Regions from separate parts of the Homo sapiens genome. Here region 1 is linked to region 2. A link is a loop called in an ENCODE intact Hi-C map of the cell type or tissue named here. Cell type or tissue: Caco-2. All regions are shown on one strand. Links, peaks and the distances in the headings refer to the core of each region. The heading gives the core; the rest is flanking DNA.

Region 1 (7,273 bases), core at 1-5,000, 270 kb after region 2:
TCTGTTTGTCTACTTTTTCTCTCACTAATCTGCCTCTTGTCAGTGATTTTCAGCAAAACTTCAAAGGACGAAGGGGAAATGTTCCCTTGTCCCTGCAATTTGTACAAACACTGTTAATCCGTATCCTCTCCCTGAGGCTTGTGTGGCCAGGAGGTGAACCCAGGGGCCTGGGAGAGGAAGGCACAGAGGCTGGCAGTGGGAGGGCCCTCACACCCATGATGCCAGTGCAGTTCAGCCACAGGTGCTTTTGTTCCCCAGGGAAGTATTCAGCTGGCCCCTCCTGAGGAAGGCTCACTTAGACAGGAACACTTTTGCACCCGGCTGCTTCTGTTGGTCCAGGGAAGACCCTGTATGCCCTCCTCATGGTAAGGATTTCATGTTGTAAGGACTTTGTCAGCACCCTGCTGCACACAACAGATGTTGGCAGAGCTTCTTTCCTTTCTCTGCCCCCACTTTCACCAAGCCAGTTCTTTTGGAAGGTGGAAATAAATGAAAGAAACAAACTCCCAGGCAAGTCGCAGTGCTCTGATCGCCGTCCTTATGAACAGAGCATTAATTAGTTGCTCACTCGCAGAAAGGAAAAGTTAATTACCTACCATGGAAACTTTAAAAAGAAAAAAAGGAAACATGAGTTTAAATTTTAATTAGGGCCCTTGCATGGTGGGAATAGAAAGGAGCTGGTTCTAATTGTGGGCATTTAAGGCAAGAGCCTTTTGTCCCTTTGTGCACCTCCTGTGCTCACCACCTCCCCACCAGACCTCCAGCCTGAACCTCCTCTCAGAATAGGCAGAGAAAATGAATGTGGAGGGGCCAGAGCACCCCCACTAGGACTCTGGTCATTGCCCCTTAGGGAGCTGTTCAAGGGCAGGGATTGAGAAACACAGGACAGGGTTCACTGCCCCAAATGACCTTCCTTACTGCTCACTGCTGCTTAAAATGTCAGCACCGGAAGAGTGGCAGATGCTGCTGTGTGCGGACCCCCTCCAGAAATGCAGGACACATTCCCCACCCTCAGGGAGCACAGCCAGCCCCTTCCAGGACTGCCCTAGATCACACCACCTGCCCAGGCCAGCCTGCACCCAATGACAGATCAATATATACTATGAACACCCAGCCTGCTCTCCCCAGTTTGAGACAACTCTGAAGGTCATTCCAGCTCCCAAGCTCCCTGCAGGGTCAGCTGGGACTGTTGTTCAGACTGCAGTGCAGCTCAACTTCTCCCTCTGTCCAATCTCACTGCTGTTGCCCCTCTCTTCCACAAGGGATCATCCCAAGAGAACTCCCTAACAAATGTCCTGAACACTTATCTCCGTCTCAGAGTTTGCTTCTTGAGGATCCTAGCTTGTGGCACAGATTTACAGTGAACAGTGTTAAAGTGCTATGGGAGGGATATGCATTGAGCAGTTTACATTTTATACAATCGTCAAGTTAAGGGACTATCAGAAGGCATGTAATCCAGTCCAATAGAGCACTCCCAGCTTAGCATTTGACCCAGCTAAGGCTGCCTTGATCTGAGCACTGACAGTGACAAGGACTCATCCTCTCACAGAACAGCCCTTTTGGTGCCTACACAGCTCCAACTGCTAGAAGGCTCTTCTCACACCGGTCGGCTTCTGCCAGGCAGAGCCACAGAGCAAGGGTCTATGTGTCTGCCAGGCCCATGCCAGGCTGTGAGGAAGACAGGATGCTGTAGACCCTGTCTCTGCCCCCTGGACAGATGAGGTCCAGAGTGAGGAAGTGAACAGGGGCCTGGCTCCCAGCACCCTCAACAGTCCTGGGGACATGCATTTGTTCCGCATTCAGAGTTCCGTACTGCCCCCTGTATGATGGGGCCATCAAGCATACAGTAGGACAATACCCAGTGACCTGGACACCGCCTCTGTAAGTAGCCTGGTCACATGCAGGGTCATTTCCAGGTGCTTTTGATAAGTTTGGTATCCACCGGGGGCTCCTTCAAAGGCATCTCCAGCCTGACCCTGGGCTCCCCTTATAGCAGCCTAGGCCTCAAGTTGGAGACCAATTAAGCTGAGGTTGTGTCAACCCCTTAGCTGCTTGCTTGCTAAGGAATTAGCAGTGCCCAGGGACTCCCTGTATGACATCGCTTTGACCAAGCCAACTCGCGGGCCCTGTTGTTGCTCTGGCCTAGCCGCAGCTAGATGGCACTGTCCCATCACGCCAGGCACCTGCCCTGCCTGGCCAGCCAGGCTCACTAAGCACCCAACCTTGTGACTACAGGAATGCAGAGGGGCCACACAAGGTTTCTGGACCCCAGCCCCAGATTTTTACTAAGGTAACTGTCACAGTCCATTGGAGACACTGCCCACCCTTCCTCCAGGGCTCAGAGAATTATTTGTTCATTCAACAAATATTTACTGAGCTCCTACTACTTGTTACGACTACTGGACTCCAGAGCAGGTACAGGAGATAAGGCCATGAGCACTGAAGACACTTTCCTGCCCTGCCTGGAGATAACAGACCAACTAGGGAGTCAGAAACACATGTAAATTCACATACCTGGGAAGTATTTCAAAGGACAGGATAGGATGCAGGGTGGGGGAGAGGGGGTGTTGGACAGGCCATCCTGTTCTGCTCTGAGAGGCTAGGGGATGTGGGGGGTTCTGAGAGAGTGGCCTCTGCACTAAAGTTTGAAGGAGAGTCCAAGTTCACCAGACAGAGGAGGTGTCCTGGGAAGGGCTTCTGCACCCAGAAGGGTGCAGATTTAAACTTTGTCAGCCAGACGTGGTGGCTCATGCCTGTAATCCTAGCACTTTGGGAGGCTGAGGTAGGCGGATCACTTGATGTCAGGAGTTTGAGACCATCCTGGCCGATATGATGAAACTCCACCTGTACTAAAAATACAAAAATTAGCTGGGCATGGTGGCACGTGCCTGTAGTCCCAGCTACTCGGGAGGCTGAGGCAGGAGAATTGCTTGAACCCAGGAGCAGAGGTTGCAGTGAGCTGACATTGCGCCACTGCCCTCCAGCTTGGGGGACAAGAGCGAAACTCTGTCTCAAAAAAAAAAAAATTGTCAGAAGAGATTCGAGTCAGATTCATGGAAGAACATATAGGCTGAGGGTGGTGAGAGTGAAAGGGGATGGGGGTGTCTGCCAACTCCATAGGGTCACTTCCAGCTCTGAGGATGGGAAAGGAAGGGCAAGCCCAGGTGGGCACCAGCCACATTAGACATGCTCTGTGACACCAGCTGAGGTTGGCCATTGCCATTTAGAGAGAGAGAGCACTAGCGAACTGCAGGCAGGAAACCCAGATTGTGAGGGGCCAGAAGGGCTGGGAGACGCCCAGAAGATCCAGACGAGTGGGCACCAGGAGGGGGAAGGAGTGCTCCCTTCTGGGGGCTCCATGGAGCCAGGTTGTAGCTTTCTCCAAGCAGGGCCCACAGGACAGGCAGGGAGTGGAGAGGAGGGCAGGACTGTGGGCTGGTTCAGGCTATAGGACCCACAGACAGACAAATGAGTACAAATGAGACACAAAGAAGCAGGCAGGGGCAGGGCACCGTGGCTCACACCTGTAATCCCAGCACTTTGGGAGGCCAAAGCGGGCGGATCACCTGAGGTCAGGAGTTAGAGATGAGCCTGGCCAACATGGTGAAACCCCATCTCTACTAAAAATACAAAAAATTAGCCAGGCTCAGTGGTGAGCACCTATAATCCCAGCTACTTGGGAGGCTGAGGCATGAGAATTGCTTGAACCCGGAGGCAGAGGTTGCAGTGAGCTGAGATGGTGCCACTGCACTCCAGCCTGGGTGACAAAGCAAGACTCTGTTTCAAAAAAAAAAGAAGCCAGCAGGACTTCCTTAGTCTCAGGTGGACTCTCCTGAGCCCCACACAGCAGAACGCTTCATCCGCTTGTCGTGGCACCCAAAGACTTTTCCTCCCCTGACACCTCCATCCCTACCCCATAAGAGCCCCCCCCCGCCCCTCCCTGGGCTGTTCCTCTGGGGCATCTACAACAACCAGAGCCTTCCAGGTAGTCCACACAAAAGTCTCTCCAGGTCTTATGTGGGCCGGAGCTAGGGGCGAGGGCAGGAAAGCCTCAGCCCCAGGGAAGAGGCCGCCATCTGTCAACCCTGGATGAGATGTGCACCAGCCTGAAAGCAGAGGAAGGGACAAAATGACCTCGGGAGCCTTCCAGCCCCAGAGCTGCCATTGGCTTGCTGGATGAAGGACATTAAATATTTGGCAAGTGCTCAGCAAGAATAGATGGGAGAACCCATAGCCAGGACCTCAAACCAGGGACTAGGAGAGGGCAGGGCCCTCTGCCTCACCCTGGCTGGGCCTGTTCCCTCATTAGGACCCAGGCACTGTCAATTACCACCAGGCATGGTGAAGAGGAAAACCAATCTATAGGGAGATGTGCCCTCTCCAAAACGTTATGGCAGGGACAGTAAGGAAATGTTGTTTCCCAAGCCAAGGTTCAGGCCTATTTGAAGGTTTAATGTGGTAAAAGGTCTGGGGTGGGCTGGGAAGAGGAGGGCTAAATAATTCAGAAAGCAAATGGAGAAGTGGCTGTTGATGATGCTGACCGAGGCTTGTGTAACTGGCTGGGCTCAGCAGCATCCTCAGGCTCCTGGGAGAAAGGGCACAAGTGGGGATTTGGGGAGACAGAGGCAGGAGTGAGCACACAGCCGGCCGGTAGAATAGCTTGACAGGTTTTGCTTCTCAAGGCACTTTCACAAGCCCCCTCCTCCCCAGGGCCCTATGAGGCAAGCAGGGCAGGTAAGGAGACTCTGGAGGCTGACCCCCCAGGCCTGCAGCCCAGGACCTCATGAGCAGCACAGCCCAGACAGGAAGTCCTCCCACTGCGTGGGGTCCTTACTTTCACACCACTTTCCTCTCTTCCACCTCCTGATCCCTGGGACAGTCCTGTGAGATACGTCAAGGATCGCTGAGCCTGGAGTAGCCAAAAGACCTGGGTTTTGAGCATGGTTTTGGCACAGCTAAGGTGTGTGATCTCGAGCAAGTTCTGTTCCCTCTCTGGACCTGCATAGACTTCTCACTTCTTTTTTTTTTTTTTTTTTTTTTAGACAGAGTTTCGCTCCCATTGCCCAGGCTGGAGTGCAATGGCTCAATCTCGGCTCACCACAACCTCTGCCTCTTGGGTTCAAGTGATTCTCCTGCCTCAGCCTCCTTAGTAGCTGGGATTACAGGCGCCCGCCACCACGCCTAGCTAATTTTGTATTTTTAGTAGATACAGGGTTTCTCCATGTTGGTCAGGCTGGTCTTGAACTCCTGACCTCAGGTGATCTGCTTGCCTCAGCCTCCCAAAGTGCTGGGATTACAGGTGTGAGCCACCATGTCCGGCCCTCACCTCTTTTTTATGATAAAAATGTGAAGATTGATATCTGAGGTCTCTTCTAGCTTTCATAGTCTCTGGTTCTAAGCCCAATGAGCAGATAAGAACATCAAGGTTTAGCCCGTAGGTGGGATAAATAGGGAAAAGGCCTCTTCCAGTTGCTTTTACTCCTATCTCTTGCCTCCCTTTTCACTCAGCTCAACCCAGGAACATGAGAAGAAAGTGCCACCTTGCCCTATCTGCACCCCGGAGACCTATGGGGAGGAGAATCCTGTCTTCTGGCTCCTTCTCTTGTCTGGACCCAAAAGCAGGAAGCCCATCAGTGTTTAATGAAGCCAGGACCAACCTAATTATCAGGGGCGCTTGTGTTAATAAGCACCTTTCAATCCATGCAGGGAGCTAATACAGACAGAATAAAAAGGGAAGAAAAGTCATTAGCTTGAAATGTCTGGGCCCCTACCTGGGCTGAGCCCCATGAAGTCATTATGGGTAGTTACGGGCTCTAACCACCACACGCAGTCCCAGGCAGGTACAGATAATGATAGGGGAGCATGTGGCCCCTCTGGGGTAGATAAGTCATCAAAAAGGACAGCTTTTTGTTTTTCGTTCTCTTCCATCCTGTTTCTTTGAGGGCCCCCACCAGCCCCTCCCCTGCACAGTCTGGTTTCATCCCTTTATTTAGAAACATCTGGTTTCTAAATAAAAGGAAAGAGTCCAACTTTCCTTTTATTTAGAAACAGGAGTCATCGTACTCTGAGATTCTGTAACTGAGTATTCTGGAAGCATTAAGAGCTTTCCTGATTCTCCCCTCCACTCACTCTGAGCCAGGGGTTGCTTGACTGGGGAGAAGCAGTGAAGATGGTGGAAAGTCAGTTAGACTTTGCTGATGGACTGGATGGGGGCAGGGAAATTGGTGGCACACGTCTGTAATCCCACCTACTTGGGAGACTGAGGCAGGAGAATCACTTAAACCAGGGAGGTAGAGGCTGCAGTGAGCCGAGATCATGACATTGCACTCCAGCGTGGGCAACATGAGCAAAACTGTGTCTCAAAAAAAAGATGTTGAGGCCAGTCATGGTGGTTCACACCCGTAACCCCAGTATTTTTGGAGGCTGAGGCAGGAGGATCACTTGAGTCCCAGAGTTCAAGACCAGCCTGGGCAATATAGTGAGACACCATCTCTTCAAAAAATAAAAATATTAGCTGCATATGGTGGCACAAACCTGTGGTCCCAGCTACTCAAGAGGCTGAGGTGGGAGAATCACTTGAGTCAGGGTGGTTGAGGCTGCAGTGGCCATGACTGCACCACTGCACTCCAGCCTGGGAGATGCAGTGAGACCCTGTCTCAAAAAAAAAAAAATAGAAGTTGAACAGTGGAGAGACAATTACAAATTGAAGCCAACTACTGCTACTAGAATGGACTGTGTAGAATACACTCTGCCCTGTGTAGAAGCAAGGCTGGACAACGTTGATAGGAACAGGAAGCAAAGAGGAAAAAGGCATCCTGTCTTCCTCCTCTAGCCTTCCAATCTCCCTGGTTACCCTATATTGACAGAAGCCAACAGGGTGCCAGTTAGCAAAGCAGAAATGTGGTTTTCAAATTTCTTGCCCCAGCTTCACAAGGCCCAGTAGAGAAGAGTGGGTTTGAAGCTTAGAGATACTAGCTGAATAACTGGTACATATATAAGGTCTCTGCATATGGCCTAAAGCCAGTCTGAATGGTGGGCTTTTTCCCAAACTTACTTCCTGGCTTCTGAGAGCTAAGAAGTGGCTGAGTATAGCAAACATCAGGGGAAACAGGCATCAGCTGGACAGAGCCGCCATATTGGGGAAAGTGGACCAGTCTATAAGCTGTGAGATTAGAAAAGAGCTGCTGGGAAGCAGCAGTGAAGGAAACCCATGGTGAAAGCACTTGAGTGACCCAGGCTGATGGAAGCATGGGAGAAGGGGCAAGAGTGAGGG
Region 2 (5,000 bases), core at 1-5,000:
CTCACTGCAACCTCCACCTCCCGGGTTCAAGCGATTCTCCTGCCTCAGCCTCCCGAGTAGCTGGGACTACAGGCGCACACCACCACACCCAGCTAATTTTTTTGTATTTTTAGTAGAGACGGGGTTTCACCATGTTGGCCAGGATGGTCTCGATCTCTTGACCTCGTGATCGGCCCGCCTCGGCCTCCCAAAGTGCTGGGATTACAGGCGTGAGCCACCGCGCCTGGCCCATTGATGACTCTTTCTTAACGACTCCATCAGAAATCTGTCAGTTAATAAACGTGCTGCTCAGTTAGTGACGAGAAATAACTGTATGTTAGTGGTTAAGAAGCCCCATAATTGCAGCATTTAATACCTGCTGTTGTTCCTAATACCACCAGGCTGACTCAGACTAAGGAGCCCTCCAAGTTCCACTGTCTAATAAAGACCTGTCAAAGTGAAAACTCAACAGTGGAAACTCCAGAATTCATTCAACCGTTGTACCTGCTTTACCTACATAAATAAGCAGAACTGATTTTTGGGTTCTTTGCCACAAGAAGATGCGCTGAAAACAAAGCATCAAATGGTTCTGCAAAAAATACTCCTCCTCTTTACAGTGAAGTTTAAATTAGATCAAGAATGCTACTTACAAAGATATTCTGAATTACAGGATCTCCTGATTCATCATAATGAACTTTTCAACCCTGTTAAGTATCAAAACTGCAGCACAAAATCAGCCAACATGCGAACTAAGGACTAAAGACAGTTCATAGGTCTTTGGCGATTGTGATTATAAAATCACGTGCCTGAGGACCACTAAGTCTGAGGTACACACCAAATCATGCAGCTCAAGATAAGCAGAAAGCACTGTTCCGTGCTCAACCCACCCCCCGCCCCACCAACCATCCAAAGTCAATGCTGGTGCCCAGGACCCGTGAGTCCTTACCATTAAATATGCCCGCCCCATTTCCTCCCCAGTTGAGGAAATCACAGACTCCTTGGCCCCAAGAATCTTAACCCTCGTCTTCATACAATTCTCCAGAAACCTTAACACCGGCTTTTTTAGGCTCCCACCACCTAAAACAAAGTTCATAAAATCCTGACGGCAGTTTCCTTCAGAGCTTAGGCTCTCGACCACACCCTCCGACCAGGCCTGTCTCCCTCCTGCCTGCCCCCTGTAGAGGGAAGGCTCCCCCTCCTTTTGGTCACTCTGCCTGGCCGCTCTACTCACAGGATAGCGGTGTCGGGGGGCAGCAAGCCCGACAGCGCCCTCCAGCTCGGTGCGGGCAATTTCCTGCGACTGCAGTCCAGGAGAGGAATGCGGCAGGAGCAGGGCGCGGGGCAGAGACCTGCTCCGGCGGCGGGCAACAGGAGGAGAGCGGTCTGGGCAATGAAGAGTAACCGAGAAAGCACTCTAGATCGACACCCCAGCAACTGCTCCTCCGGGACGCCTAGGGGCGCCGGCGCCATTTTCCCCCTCGACCTGGACGTGGCCTAGAAGAGCTGCCTGCTAGAAAAGGAGGATCGGCGGAGAAGCTCAGCAGAGATGCTCGGTGGCTGCACTGTCTCCCGAAGCCCCGGCTGAAGGCTGTACCATCTAAAGGCATGCAAGGAGCAGACGCAGCGCGACAGCGGGGTCGACGGCCTGGGACACACGGCCTGACGGACACCTCTCGTCCGCCCCTCCCCACGGCGCAACGTCCTCACGCACAGGGGCCAGCCAATCGGTGCCATAAGATGAGGTTGCGCCCGGGGCGGAACTCAGTGAGGGGCGGGGCCAGACGCAGCCGAGTATCTTGAGGAGAAGGACTTTAAAGCGTTCAGGGATTTTAGCTGCCGCTGTGGAGTTCCGCCGCTGTTCTTCCGCTGGAGGGCGCAGTAGTTCCTTAAGAGGGAATGGTGCGGCGAATAGCTGTGAGTTCAAAGTCCTGACTACAGGTATATCTACTGTAGTAGAAAAGGATCTTTTATTTGCTCTGGGCTTTAAGAAAGGGGAGTGGCAGAAGGGCTGCCTTCCAAGTCGCACACACGAATGGGTCACGGGAGCTTCTATCCTGGCTTTGGCCAGATCGGCCTCCAGAGCCGAGCTCGAGCCTCTTCTGCCCCCTGCTGCTTGGCTGTAGCCCCTGCTCTTCTGCAAGTAGGCGGCAACTGCCATTTGCATAAGATCAATATCACTCTCTGTTAATGGCCTTGTAAGCTCCTGAAGGCAGAGGCCCTGTTTCTTCATCGGTGCACCTCCACCTTTTGTTCTAGCTTGGAGTTCAATAAATTTTGGTGGGACTGCACCTGCATGTCTATATAAAGGAAATACCCTTCTCTTTGGAGGGATGCTGTCAAGGTCACTCTCAGAAAAGCAAGCGAGACAAGAGGGTGTTGAGCAGTCAACAAAGCAAAGACTGGATGTGAGGAAATTTATTTCTCCTAAAGCAGAGGCTATGGAAAACTTACTAGGAACAGTGAAGTCTGGCCATCTTATGCTCATTCAGCCATCCAAGGTTGTAAATAAGACTTTGAGAATAATAGTGATGGTTCACTTATACGTAGTGAACTTTTCAAAGGGCGTTTGCATCTGTTATCTTGTTTGCTCCTTCAGTGACTGTGACATTGGCAAGACAATTATTGCTGATGATGCAACAAGCCCCAAGAGGTTAAACCAAGTTACTCTTGAGGCAGGGGCAGGTTCGACATTAACATGGGTTTTCTGACATAAATTGAAAATCTGAGCAGGTTAAAAAGAATGATAATGCCTAGGTTAGGGTTCTCATAGAAAGTAACTGAAAGCAATCTTTCCCATGGCAGATTATGGAGTCATAATTATGTTTTTAAAAACCTTTTTCTGTTTTTTTTTTTTAATATTGAAGTATATATTGGAAACAAGGCCATATCCAATGCTACAGTCCAAACCAAACTTTTAAAGCCAAGACAGCGGAATGAAACTTACTCTTAGCCTTCTTCCCTTAGCTGTTGAGCAGACTTAACAAACTCTGGTAAGAAATCCGGCATAGGCAGGAACCTTACAAAAAAAAAAAGGAGGCAGTTTAGTTCCTTTCTACATTATAGTTTCAGAGCTTTCCTATGAAACTATACCAAATGGGGCCATTAGAAATTAATGCTCTCTAACCTGTATCCTCCGCAGTAAGTGGCTCACTGCAATCTCTGCCTGCCGTATTCAAGCGATTCTCCTGCCTCAGCCTGCCTAGTAGCTGGGACTACAGGTGTGCACCACCATGCCCGGCTAATTTTTGTATTTTTAGTAGAGACGGGGTTTTGCCTTTTTGGCCAGGCTGGTCTCGAACTCCTGACCTCAGGTGATCCACCCACCTCGGGCTCTCAAAGTGCTGGGATTACAGGCATGAGCCACTGTGACTGGCCACAAATACACGTTTTTTTTGTTTTTTTTGTTTTTTTTGTTTTTTTTTTGAGACAAAATTTCATTATTGTTGCCCAGGCTGGAGTGCAATGGCACAATCTCGGCTCACCGCAACCTCCGCCTCCTGGATTCAAGCGATTCTCCTGCCTCAGCCTCCTGAGTAGCTGGGATTACAGTCATGCGCCACCACGCCCAGCTAATTTTGTAGTTTTAGTAGAGATGGGGTTTCTCCATGTTGGTCAGGCTGGTCTCGAACTCCCAACCTTAGGTGATCCGCCCGCCTCGGCCTCCCAGAGTGCTGGGATTTCAAGCATGAGCCACCACACCCAGCCGCAAATATGTGTTTTTTTTTTTTTTTTTTAATTTATTTTTTTATTGATAATTCTTGGGTGTTTCTCACAGAGGGGGATTTGGCAGGGTCATGGGACAATAGTGGAGGGAAGGTCAGCAGATAAACAAGTGAACAAAGGTCTCTGGTTTTCCTAGGCAGAGGACCCTGCGGCCTTCCGCAGTGTTTGTGTCCCTGGGTACTTGAGATTAGGGAGTGGTGATGACTCTTAACGAGCATGCTGCCTTCAAGCATCTGTTTAACAAAGCACATCTTGCACCGCCCTTAATCCATTTAACCCTGAGTGGACACAGCACATGTTTCAGAGAGCACAGGGTTGGGGGTAAGGTCACAGATCAACAGGATCCCAAGGCAGAGGAATTTTTCTTAGTGCAGAACAAAATGAAAAGTCTCCCATGTCTACTTCTTTCTACACAGACACGGCAACCATCCGATTTCTCAATCTTTTCCCCACCTTTCCCGCCTTTCTATTCCACAAAGCCGCCATTGTCATCCTGGCCCGTTCTCAATGAGCTGTTGGGCACACCTCCCAGACGGGGTGGTGGCCGGGCAGAGGGGCTCCTCACTTCCCAGTAGGGGCGGCCGGGCAGAGGCGCCCCTCACCTCCCGGACGGGGCGGCTGGCCGGGCAGGGGGGCTGACCCCCCCCACCTCCCTCCCGGACGGGGCGGCTGGCCGGGCGGGGGGCTGACCCCCCAACCTCCCTCCCGGACGGGGCGGCTGGCCGGGCGGGGGGCTGACCCCCCCACCTCCCTCCCGGACGGGGCGGCTGGCCGGGCAGAGGCGCCCCTCACCTCCCGGACGGGGCGGCTGGCCGGGCAGGGGGGCCGACCCCCCCCACCTCCCTCCCGGACGGGGCGGCTGGCCGGGCGGGGGGCCGACCCCCCCACCTCCCTCCCGGACGGGGCGGCTGGCCGGGCAGAGGGGCTCCTCACTTCCCAGTAGGGGCGGCCGGGCAGAGGCGCCCCTCACCTCCCGGACAGGGCGGCTGGCTGGGCGGGGGGGCTGACCCCCCCCACCTCCCTCCCGGACGGGGCGGCTGGCCGGGCGGGGGGCCGACCCCCCCACCTCCCTCCCGGACGGGGCGGCTGGCCGGGCGGGGGGCCGACCCCCCCACCTCCCTCCCGGACGGGGCGGCTGGCCGGGCAGAGGGGCTCCTCACTTCCCAGTAGGGGCGGCCGGGCAGAGGCGCCCCTCACCTCCCAGACGGGGCGGCTGGCCGGGCGGAGGGCTGACCCCCCCACCTCCCTCCCGGACATGGCGGCTGGCCGGGCGGGGGGCTGACCCCCCCCACCTCCCT

The links. Peaks named below come from ENCODE experiments on the same cell type or tissue, not always from the same donor. Only the 100,000 strongest peaks of a DNase experiment are listed, where the experiment ranks them.
Region 1: a loop joins it to region 2, with 7 times the contacts of the local background. A loop is called at or near these places in 17 of 110 quality-filtered maps.

The regions. Positions count from the first base shown.
Region 1 is chr1:112,799,246-112,806,518 of GRCh38, reverse strand. No RefSeq gene overlaps it. Among named protein-coding and RNA genes, the nearest start is that of LINC01357, 47 kb to the left of the region's middle. RefSeq lists a silencer at 2,086-2,235 and enhancers at 2,346-2,395, 2,872-3,372, 3,373-3,873. In Caco-2, for the core only: a CTCF peak has its summit at 2,171; a DNase peak (open chromatin) is centred at 2,208.
Region 2 is chr1:113,069,856-113,074,855 of GRCh38, reverse strand. It overlaps LRIG2 (leucine rich repeats and immunoglobulin like domains 2), which reads right to left and starts at 1,658. Exons shown (of 18, transcript NM_014813.3): 1 at 1,211-1,658. The coding sequence starts at 1,449. It overlaps LRIG2-DT (LRIG2 divergent transcript), which reads left to right and starts at 1,754. Exons shown (of 3, transcript NR_103777.1): 1 at 1,754-1,917. RefSeq lists enhancers at 489-538, 1,138-1,197, 814-1,345, 1,378-1,687, 1,346-1,879 and 1 more. In Caco-2, for the core only: a CTCF peak has its summit at 2,084 (motif pointing left); a DNase peak (open chromatin) is centred at 1,865; H3K4me3 peaks cover 2,067 bases.